2 separate regions of the Homo sapiens genome follow, and region 1 is linked to region 2. Evidence: chromatin loops called from intact Hi-C (ENCODE). Cell type or tissue: sigmoid colon. All regions are shown on one strand. Each heading gives the region's core, and the rest is flanking DNA. Links, peaks and the distances in the headings are about the cores only. Region 1 overlaps LOC107986098 (a long non-coding RNA gene). Region 2 overlaps PDZRN3 (PDZ domain containing ring finger 3).

Region 1 (5,384 bases), core at 190-5,189, 82 kb before region 2:
TAGTGTTATTAAGTCCTTCCTTGGAGTTGGAGATTAGGTTGTTATTCAAAGTATTTGTTGCCCATCTGCAGAGGAGAACCACATATCCTTTCCTACTCTGTCCCCCAAGATATGAAGGTTGGCCATGAGACTTGCTTTGGCTATTTCATTCGTCAAATGTACCCTTTCATAGCAGAATCTTTAAGAGACAGTATATATCTAGAGAGAAACATTCTCTAGTATCTCTCTTCCTTCTTCCACAGGGTATTGCCTGTACCATCTGCCTGGGTCTCAGACTGAGGATGACGAGGAGCAGAGTGGCAGCCAACTCATAATAGGTATGTTGCATAGCAGGGAAATAAAATTTTGTTGCTGCAAGCCATTGAGATTTGGGGTTGCTTGTTAGTGCATCATGACATAGCCTAAGCAAACCAATATACTTGGCAAAATTAAAAATAGGCAACCGTGTAGGGCCTCATCAGGTTATTACAATTTTATAAGTCTACAAATTCAGGCATTTGGGGCTTATCACTGTATGTAAAAATGAAATGGTAGGTAACAATGCTGAGTATTACTCTAGGCCTATGCTGTCTAATACAGTCGCCACTAGCCACACATGTCTATTGAGCACTTGAAATGTGGCTAGTCAGAATGAAGATGTGATATAAATGTCAAATACACACAAGTTTTTGAAGACTTAATACAAAGGAATGTGTGAAATATCTCAATTTTTATATTGATTACATGTTGAAATGATAATGTTTTGAATCTATTGGGTCAAAATCAGAAAGAGTGCTAGCTTTAATTTCACTTGCTTCTTTTTTTAATGTGGCTACTAAAATGTTTAAATCACATATGTGGGTCATATTAGATGTTTACTGCACAGCTCTGCTGTAGGCTATTACATCAAACAGAGTTTGGTTTCTTTCTTCATTCTGCCGGTGTCTCCCTGTGATCTTGCAGAAGTCGCTTCATATCTCACACTCCTCATCTGCAAGAGAGAACAATACTTGCCTCCTGGGATATTATAAGGACTAAGTAAGATCATGAGTATGTTGTGCCACCCATGGTAAATGCCCTTCTTTTCTCAAATCACACAATGATGTATTTTTTTGGAGGCTTCCTTTTGAATTAAAATTGGTTCATGATTTCTGTCAGGAAGGGCCAGTTCATTTAATAAATTTCAAATGCCTCTGGATTTGGGGACCTCGGAGTTATGTGTGAGATGAACTGGTTGGGCCAGAGTCTTGCTCTGAATAACATAAGAGGGAGCTTCTCATTCCACTTGTATGCTTTGGCTTCTCTGGAAGGTAGAAAATTGTTTTGGATTACTCTTCGTCCTGATTTCATTATTTGCATCTTTAGAAAATGCAAATGACCCATGCACTCTAATGGATTATATTGGGATATTCATCTTGAAATCGTTCATCTTTATTGATTCTTTTGACACAACACAATTGGGTGCATGAAAAGCAACTTCCTTGTGGACTGCAAGCTAATTTCCTTTATGAGTCCACACAAAGATGCCAAGTTAGTTTATTTTTCCTGATGACTGATCCATGAGACAAACTGAGCCATTTGAAAAATGTCTTATTGAGTTAAAACATTTCCATGTAAATACTTCACCTTACTTTAAGCATTTAAAAGAATCTATATAGTTGTTTTATAAATATTTGGGATCCTTTGGAGAGCTGTTGGCATATGTGTATAGCAGTTTGCAAAGTTTTAAAGCATCATTAATATAATAAACTGGTTGATCAAAGAGCTTCAACTTGTGGTGAGTTGCTTGATGCTGTGAGTAGCAAATTGTAAAGCTGTGAGCCCTGTAAGTTCTACAACACAAGTGTCAGAAGTGTTATGGTTTGGCTTTGTCCCCATCCAAATATCATCTTGAATTGTAATTCCCATAATCCCCATGTGTCAAGGGCAGGACCAGGTGGAGGTAATTGGATCATATGGGCAGCTTCCCCCATGCTGTTCTCATGATAGTGAATGAGATCTGATTGATGGTTTTATAAGCATCTGGCATATGCTTGCACTTCTCCTTCCTGCTGCCTTGCAAAGAAGGTAGGTACCTTGCTTCCCCTTTACCTTCCACCATGATTGTATGTTTCCTGAGGCCTCTCTAGCCTCAGGTGTAACTTACGATTAACCTCTTTTCTTTATAAATTACCCAGTCTCAGGCAGTTCTTTACAACAGTATGAAAACATACTAATAAAGTTTGTTTCTCTCTTGTCTAAACAAAGCACTGAGATAGGCAATTCAGGCTGTAAACGTGGCCCCGTAAATCCCCAAGGACTCAGCCTTTTTTCTATCCTGCTGCTCTGGAGTTCTCAATCTCATAGTCTCAAACGGCTGCTTGAATTCCTGCCATCATGACCTCATGCCTGTCAACAGAAAAGACAGTAGAAGAAGGGTCTGTCCACCGCCTTTTAAGAAGACTTTCTGGAAGCTGCATATAACACTTCTGCTTACATGTGACTAGCCAGCACTTAAGTCATATGGCTACATCAAGCTCCCAGGGAGACTGGGTCACATCCTCTTTATCCTGAGCAGACATGTCTCTGCTAAAAGTTGGAGGTTATATTAATAAGGAAGAATAAGAGAGCAGATATTGAAGTGAAGAACTAGTAGTTTCTTGTCATCTTTTATCTATAATTTTTAGGGAGTTTTCTGGGCCTCATTTTATAATACTTGATTAGTTCTTGACCCCAACCAAATGAGGGAGTCGTATTATCTCCATTTTTCAGATAAGAAACTGAAGGTCAAGAGCTTGCCTTTCTACTAAATCAAAGTCATAATAATAATTATCACTCTGAACATTTTATGTGCATTACCACCATTGATTTTGGTCCTGGTCCCTCCAAAACCCAGTGAGTTTGCTCTATTATACCTCAGTTTTATATCCAAGGAAATGTTGGATAACATGCCCAAGGTCACAGGCTACTAAATACAAGAATAACTAGGAAGTAGAACCCAGTAATCTGATTCTAAACTCCTGCATCAGAAACTGTCAAACTTTTTTCAAGCCATTTTTAGTTTTCTGCTGCTGCAACAACAAATTGCCACATGTTTGGAGGATTGAAACTATACCTATGTATTATCTAAAAATTCTGTAGGCCAAAAGTCCTGTGGGCCAGGCTGTTTTCTTGGTTTGAGGTCCCACCAGTCTGAAATCACTGGGTCCACAATCCAGGAAAATTTCCATATTTCTAGATTAGCTAATTAGTAACCTTAATTCTATCTGCAAAGTCCTTTTTGCCATGTAATGTAACATATTCACAGGTTCAGGGGATTACGGTATGGAGGTCTTTAGTAAGGGGCCTGGGGACTGTTATTTAACCTATCATAGACTGCAACCCATAGTAAGACATATCTTTTACGTTGAAACCTGATACACACATGTAATATAAGGGCTGAAATGAGCTTCACCAAACAATACCTATTCTATTTTATTACTTCATTTTTAAGAAGTGGTGGTCATGACCCAGCAAATTGATTTCATGACCCACAGCTTGAAAAAACTCTGCAAAACCTTCTCCCATTTCCGCTGCTGTTACCTCAATTTGGCCATCTTCCTCTCTTGTCTGGATTATTACGAGATGGTAGCCTCCCAAGTGCTATTCATGCATCTCGGCTCTCCCCTTTCCAGGCCCCCTTTAATACAACCCACCAGCCATCCTTACTATGCGTATGCTGCCTCTTACCAGGTATCTGCGTTCACCATGGCTTCTGAGCTAAGAAACCTGATGGGTATTTCAAAGAGTATCCCTGAGTGAGATGATCCCCGTTTTCATAACCAAGGCCTTGAGAAAGACTATAACTTCAAAGATGGCACATGGGTTTAACGTTGATCTATTGGTAGCATCTAATGCTCTGGAGTGCTGTGAAAGCACTGTGAAATCTCAGAAAGGACAGGCGGAGGACACCAGTATCAATTAGAGATGTCTGCTGTGGACACAAGAGGAGAGAGAGAGAGAGAGAGATGGCACAATGGCCAGACATTTGCCATCTTGGGGTTAGTGGATGTCCATCACAACTGCCCTTACAATTAGCAGGGGGACTTCCCTGAAAGGACAAAACCAAAATAAAAGGAGAGGAAAATTAAGCAGGAATGGATTTGAATTTTAAGAAGAAAAGAGTTTTCTCCATTTGTGTGGAGAACAACATAAATAAGATAGAGCAACTTGTAGGAGGCTGGGAAAAAATGATGTTTTTTGTCATTTGGGAGTATAGCACTGGGAAAGATATAAATCACTTTTCTGGGCTAAAAGAATTCTTAGCTCATTAAAACCTATTGCTGCTTTTACAACCATCCTCAGCATCATAAAACTCTGCTTTATCATTTCGAGAGCTCTTTGTATTTTCATTGCTCATTTTTCTGTTTCCCCAAACCAGAGGCCAGAAGCCCAAATACCTACAGGGAAGACATTTGGTGGCAATGTAGCGGCCTGGTTCAGAGCTGTGCTTTGGAGTCAGGCTGCCTGGGCTTAAATTCCAGCTCTGCCATTTACAATGAGCTTGATTTCTGAGCAAGTTGCTTAAAAATGGAAGGACAAAAATGGACCTCTTGGGGCCTCCATTTGTCATTGTATGCTGTTGACAACGTCGGTGCTGAGAAACGGGGGCATTTGCCATTTGATGGCCTGTGGCTAATGCTTCCTCCCTGTGGAGTGTTTTGGAGGAATGAGCCAGATAAACGGTGAGGAACATGAGGCATGTTGTCAGTGAGTAAGAAGTGGCAGTCATTATCGCTGAGTCAGAATTGATGGCTCTTGTTCGTACCATGGCTTAGCCATGTTTGAATTATTTGTTTACTTGTTTCTTTCCTCCATCAAAGAAGACCAAATGCTGTCTTCATCTTCTATCCCTCTCAGTATCCAATAGAGTGGGCTGAATTTCATCACATTCTATATGTCCAGCCTTGCTTCCATAGTCCCCTCCACCGAAACGGCCAGATGGGTCTTTATAACACCTTTCACATCAGATCCCCTGGTCAAGCCTCCCATAGAATGGCCTTCAGTGCCCTATGTGATTTGCTGTCCCCACATGTACCCCTCCAACCTTGCCACCTACCATGTCCTATTCTACTCTAGCATATCGGCCTCTTTGCAGGTCCTTGGATATGACAAATATTCTCCCCCCTTAGTCTTTGCACTAGCTGTTCCCTCCTTCTAGAATACTCTCCCTGTGGCTATTTTCATGGCTTGTGTTTTCACTTTATTCAGGGCTTTGTTCAAATACCACTGTCTTGGGGAGGCCTCTCCTAACCACCTTTTCTAAATTAGAACCACTCCATCACTGTCTTCTTGCTCTTTGCTATTCTTTGAATAATTTTTTTGTATCCTGATGTGTTGAATTTTTGTTTGGTTATTAGTTTTTTTTAAATTTCCAACTTTTATTT
Region 2 (5,384 bases), core at 101-5,100:
CTTTGGTAAGTGGCTGACAGCAAGCAGAAACAGTCAAGTTTTTATAGTGAGAATACTGGCCATTGCTGTTTAGACCAGGTGCATTTAGGGAAAATTTTAAATTTCTGAAAACTGGCACAGAGTCAGTCATGCCACTGGCAACAAGTCCTTTGATTTGACTGTATCTGGCTAACCATCAGTGAAGTCATCGTTTGCACACAATTATTGATTTTTAACTTCTGTCTTGGAATGAGAACTCTTGGTAACTTTAAGTTGAGGAACATAGCTGTTTTCTACTATTTGACTGCTTCTGTCCTTGCACAGAACCTACTGCCACTGAACAATTCAACTTCAGAAGTATTGGTAGGACAGCATAGATTACACAACAGTTAGCCATGAAATTGGATAAAATGTTCGATTTTTCCTGGGTGACCTTTTGATGGTACCCAAGGGCTTACCTGTCAACATCAGGTGTCTTTTTACCTTATTCCATAAAATCAGCTTTCAAAAATGCTGTTATATTTTTTGAAACCCCATTGAAATATAAAAGTGTTTTCCCCAAAATATAAATATATTATACAAGTTAGTGTTTTCTGTATTTTCTATCACCCTTAATAAAAGGAAAATGGGAAGTAGAACTCTGTTGGCAACCTGGTGTCCTCTAAATATTTTAAACCTTAACAGAGACCTATTTGACATTATGTAGCATCTTGAATCTTTATTCCTGTGTGGCCTCAAATAACACTTAAGAAGAGTTGCAGACTTGTTTAATTTCTTCTGTATCAATGTTAGCAAACTTGAAGCAAGTGAAGCAGTGAACAAACCCTTTTGTTAGGGCGGGCTAGCATTCACTCAAGTAATTTATCCACCTACTCTTGAGCCATCTGCCTTTGAGTAAAGAGTGGTGATGACATAAAAGGGAGGAAGGTGAGGAGGCTTATGTTAGTTACAAGAATGTATGGATTATGTGGATTCAAAGGTTGACAACAGGATTTACTGTCCTAACTTTTAAGTGATTCAAATTAAAAAAAGTTTACATTTCTGCTTTTGGGACTTGATTATTAAGCTCTGTTTCCAAGGAAGGAAGAAGAATCTCAGTTGTGCCTTTCAAAGGGCATCAGTAAAAGTGGTTCTGCTTTTGTTACTTTCCATCGGCATCCGTAAACTAATTTATGCTTATAGAGAACTTATTAGGCATTCTGTGTTCTTAATAATGACTCCTAAAATGAGACAAGGATGTTCTTCATACCTCCAGCTCCAGCTCCTCCCTGTCCATCTCCTGATGGATGTCTCCAATGTAGTCATTTGGATCGTAGTATTCATGGGCTGAGGGATGCCTGAAAAGAGATGCAACATCTTTACAGCCCTTCTTCCGTTGTCAGTATCTGTTTTTCTTACACCCATTGTCAGGCCAGTGGCACAGTAGCAATTCCCAGGGTGTGGGCCCTTTCATGACTCACTTCCCTCTGGATGGGGCTCTCAGCACGGTCAGGACCTCCATCATCCTAATTTTACCATTTGCCTTTAGTACATTTCCTCCTGAAGGACTTAAGATGCAAAGTGCAAGCCTGATGGGCTTTGTTGTTTGCAGAGCCCATCCCGGAGCCTGCCAGTCACGTGATTCAGCGTGACTGATTTCTAACTCCATCTCTACGCAGGAAACAGGACAATATTTTACTGCTTATTGCTTCATTGTTAGATTTTATCTCTGCAGAGAACTAGGCTCGAGCCCAGGCAACAGTCTAAGATATGTGCTGGCCTCTGAGATCAGTTCAAAAGGCTGAGAATGAAACTGTTCTGCTGTTACCTAGGACCGTGTCTTTTTGAATGTTACCCACAATAATATGTTTGATATCACAAACGTACAGTATGCACTTACATGGTTGAAATGCACATACAAACATGTAGGCATAAGTGCATCTGTGTGTATATGTTTACATATAATGAGTACACACACATTCACTCTGCTAGGAGACTGGAAGCTTATGTTTCCCTAGGACAACATATGCAAAACACAGTCCACAGAACTCACGACATCTTTGGAAACGTCATTAATGCAACCTCAAGGAGCCAAGGCAGTGGGAATCATAACATACTCCATCAGCAGCTTTGAAAGGAGCTTAACAGTCCACGGTGCCAGATGCAAAGCTTCAGCCTCTGATTGTTGGCTGGGGACCCAAACCTTCACGTCCTCAAAGGTCAGCACAGCAATCAATGGGCTCTAGTCTTCCCTCCCAGGCACTTAGTTTTGAAACAACAGATCAGACATGAGTGGCCATTCAAACAAGGGCTGGCTTTCAATTTTCTGGACCCATCAGGCAAATATACTGCCTGCACTTAAAGGGCTTTTAGTACTGAGGATACTGTTGGAAGGTCTGGGCTTTCAAGCATCAACTTAACATTCCCCATTCAGTCCCGACACACGCTCTTGCTGTTGTCTGACCTTGCAGCCAGAACCTGAAGAGGCCTGACCTCTGGACTCTTCTGACATTTCTCAAGTCGCCCCCAGGGGATAAGTCATGTCATGTTAACTAGACCTAAGAGGAAATTACAGGTTTAGCTTCTAAAAGGCCCATCACTGTGACAGGTCAACATTTAAGAGTCAGAAGTAGCCTTAAAGGCTTCATCAATAATGTGAGGCAGTTTGGTCTGTAACGTCAGATAAATGGTCTGGATCATCATACTCAGTGAATCAGCCAGTTGTTCCAGAGGATGGAATGGGTCACTACAGGGTACTGTGGTTCAGAGCTGGGAGTCGGGGTCTGACTGACCTGCCTTTCCATCAGCTCAGTGGAACCTGGTGAGTCTGCAGTTCCTCATCTGTATAAAGGGACAGTCATGAGAAATGAAGGAGATAGATAATAGTTCTTTGCACATGTGCACACTGTGAGTGAATGTGAGACGGATGCCCTGTCCTCTGTCTTTATGCTACCAGCTGCTGCCAAACCTACTCTGTCAAGCCTGGGGAATTAGTCCTGGGTTCCAATGACAGCTAGCCACTAAGACCAAGGGATGAAGGGCAAGCCTTTATCCAGAACTTGACTGAACCATAGGAAACATGTGCTCACTCCAGCTACTGAGTTACTAGTAGGAATCCAACAGGTATTACCCAGTGGATTCTCCTGTAAGAGGTGAAAATGCCCTTTGAAATAATGTATCAAGTCAATGATCTGATCCGAGATGGAGCTGAGATGAGAAAACACAGGGGCGACCCTAACATCAGCTGGAGAGGCTGTGTCCTCAGATGTGCAAAGTCACACATGAAAAGCTTTTTTTTTTTTTTTTTTTTGAGACGGAGTCTCGCTCTGTTGCCCAGGCTGGAGTGCAGTGGCATGATCTCGGCTCACTGCAAGCTCCGCCTCCCGGGTTCACGCCATTCTCCTGCCTCAGCCTCCCGAGTAGCTGGGACTACAGGTGACCGCCACCACACCTGGCTAATTGTTTTTTGTATTTTTAGTAGAGACGGGGTTTCACCGTGTTAACCAGGATGGTCTCAATCTCCTGAACTTGTGATCCACCTGCCTCGGCCTCCCGAAGTGCTGGGATTACAGGTGTGAGCCACCACGCCTGGCCTTGAAAAGCTATGTTAAAAGCTATGTCGAACTGGACACCTTGGGGGCCAGCAGTCTATCACAGAAAGTGTCTTGCTCTTCATTTTTTCCTGAATATTTTACATCACCCACTAAATTAACGGTGATCGCTGGTACCATTTACTGAGTGCTTACCATATGCCCCATGAGCACTTCCCACATATTGTTTCATTTAATCCTTCAATGATAAGAGATTGATACTGTTATCTCCATTTTAATATAGGAAAAATACAGCCCCACAAAACAAAGTAAGTTACCCAAGTTCCACAACTAGAAATCACTTTGAGCATCAGGTTTGTCTGACTTGAAGCCTCTGAAGGACTCTTTATCGCTGGCAGAAATAAGTTGAGAGAAGAGGTGTGTGTAAAGAAATCCATGTGGCGTGCTGAGTTGCAGCTGTTATTTAATTGGTTGATGCAGTACTTAGATGAGGCATGTGCGGGCTTATTACATGGATCCAGGCTTGAAATGAGACCCAAGAAAGCAGAAGGCACAACCTCCAGGGCTCTCTTGACACACACAACTTACTTTTTTGTCTATTTAAAAGAATGATCAACATTCCCTAGTAATAACTGCAGGATCTTCAAATTACCATTTGGGGTGATTACATTTTATTCTGAAACAACTTTTACAACATTTGTAAGTAATTCTGTTCTTAGGATATAATTTGAATAAGTCCGCTCCAGGGTTATAATAAAGTAATTAATATGTCGGAGCGGTTTTGAGCAGGATTCGATTTATTGCCTCTATAAACAATAAAGTTAAACATGGGCAACTTGGAGGAAAACTATAGGGTGCATTAATTTTTTTCACCACATAGAAGAGAAAGAAACCAACTTGGAAATACTTCTTAATGCATTAGGGGTTCAAGATTAGGTTACTTACTCCTCTGGCAAGAGATAGGGATCCAGCACGGGTGGGCTGGGAGAGGACATCTTAGTGAGGGCCATGATATGTTCAAAGGTGATGTCGGTTTGGGTTCCCGTGTCCACCAGCTGAGACTCTGATGGAGGCGTGAACATTTTGGTCCTTGGTGTTCTTCTCAACACCTGCACCACTATGGGCTCCTTGGCTGTCTTGAAAGCTTCCACAGCCTGGTCATGAGTTGCTCTGGATAAGTCTCTGCCGTTGACCTGTGGAAAAATATTTAGGGTGGGACAAGGTTAGAATAAAGCAGAAAACGGAAGGACAAATACATGAATTGCCTGCTTTCATGTGTAAGCAGCTAAAAGAAAGAAGCAGGTGGTGGTGTCAGAGAACTTCAGTTCTCTGTGTTTAGGTTTCCCGAAGAATGCCTGGTGGAAAGAGAGTGAGTTTGGAGGTATTCAGATCTGGCATGCAATAATAAATCTCACAGCGGGAAGGCTTAGCTTCCCCGTGGAATGTCTTTAACACAATTTCATCACTTGCTAATCTTGCCTGTGAAAGAAAAGGCCAGCCTCAGGCTCCGAGCCTTTATCAGGCAATAATAGCTAACTAGAAATTCATTACATTGTTATGTTTTAATAGTGTGTATTTTTCCAGTTTGTGTCAGATGATACCAGTCTTCCCTTCATGGAAGTAATATGAAGTTTCCTCTTAATAATCCTTTCGCTCTTTAAAAAGTCCATTGAAAATATTAAGTAAATGACAGTTCAGGCCATAGCGGCATATGGCAAGTTATTATGGAGAAGGAATTCAAATGGCCAGCGTTTGGGGGAAGTGACCGCTGGCTTAATTGCTGTTTTGGTTCCCACTGTGTGCAGTGCTTTGCTATTACTGCATCCTCAAAGCCTGCACTTATTGAGTGACTACTGTCTGCTGCATGACTTAAAT

What was found. Hi-C counts contacts between places; a loop is a spot of excess contacts. Peaks named below come from ENCODE experiments on the same cell type or tissue, not always from the same donor. Only the 100,000 strongest peaks of a DNase experiment are listed, where the experiment ranks them.
Region 1: a loop joins it to region 2, with 1.8 times the contacts of the local background. A loop is called at or near these places in 2 of 110 quality-filtered maps.

The regions. Positions count from the first base shown.
Region 1 is chr3:73,317,166-73,322,549 of GRCh38, forward strand. It overlaps LOC107986098 (a long non-coding RNA gene), which reads left to right. Exons shown (of 3, transcript XR_001740754.1): 3 at 243-304. Among named protein-coding and RNA genes, the nearest start is that of EBLN2, 260 kb to the left of the region's middle. In sigmoid colon, for the core only: no CTCF peak of the experiment used is centred there; a DNase peak (open chromatin) is centred at 2,366.
Region 2 is chr3:73,399,694-73,405,077 of GRCh38, forward strand. PDZRN3 (PDZ domain containing ring finger 3) reads right to left here. Exons shown (of 10, transcript NM_015009.3): 4 at 4,455-4,702; 5 at 1,229-1,316. Among named protein-coding and RNA genes, the nearest start is that of PDZRN3-AS1, 220 kb to the right of the region's middle. In sigmoid colon, for the core only: no CTCF peak of the experiment used is centred there; DNase peaks (open chromatin) are centred at 1,452 and 2,168; H3K27ac peaks cover 1,647 bases.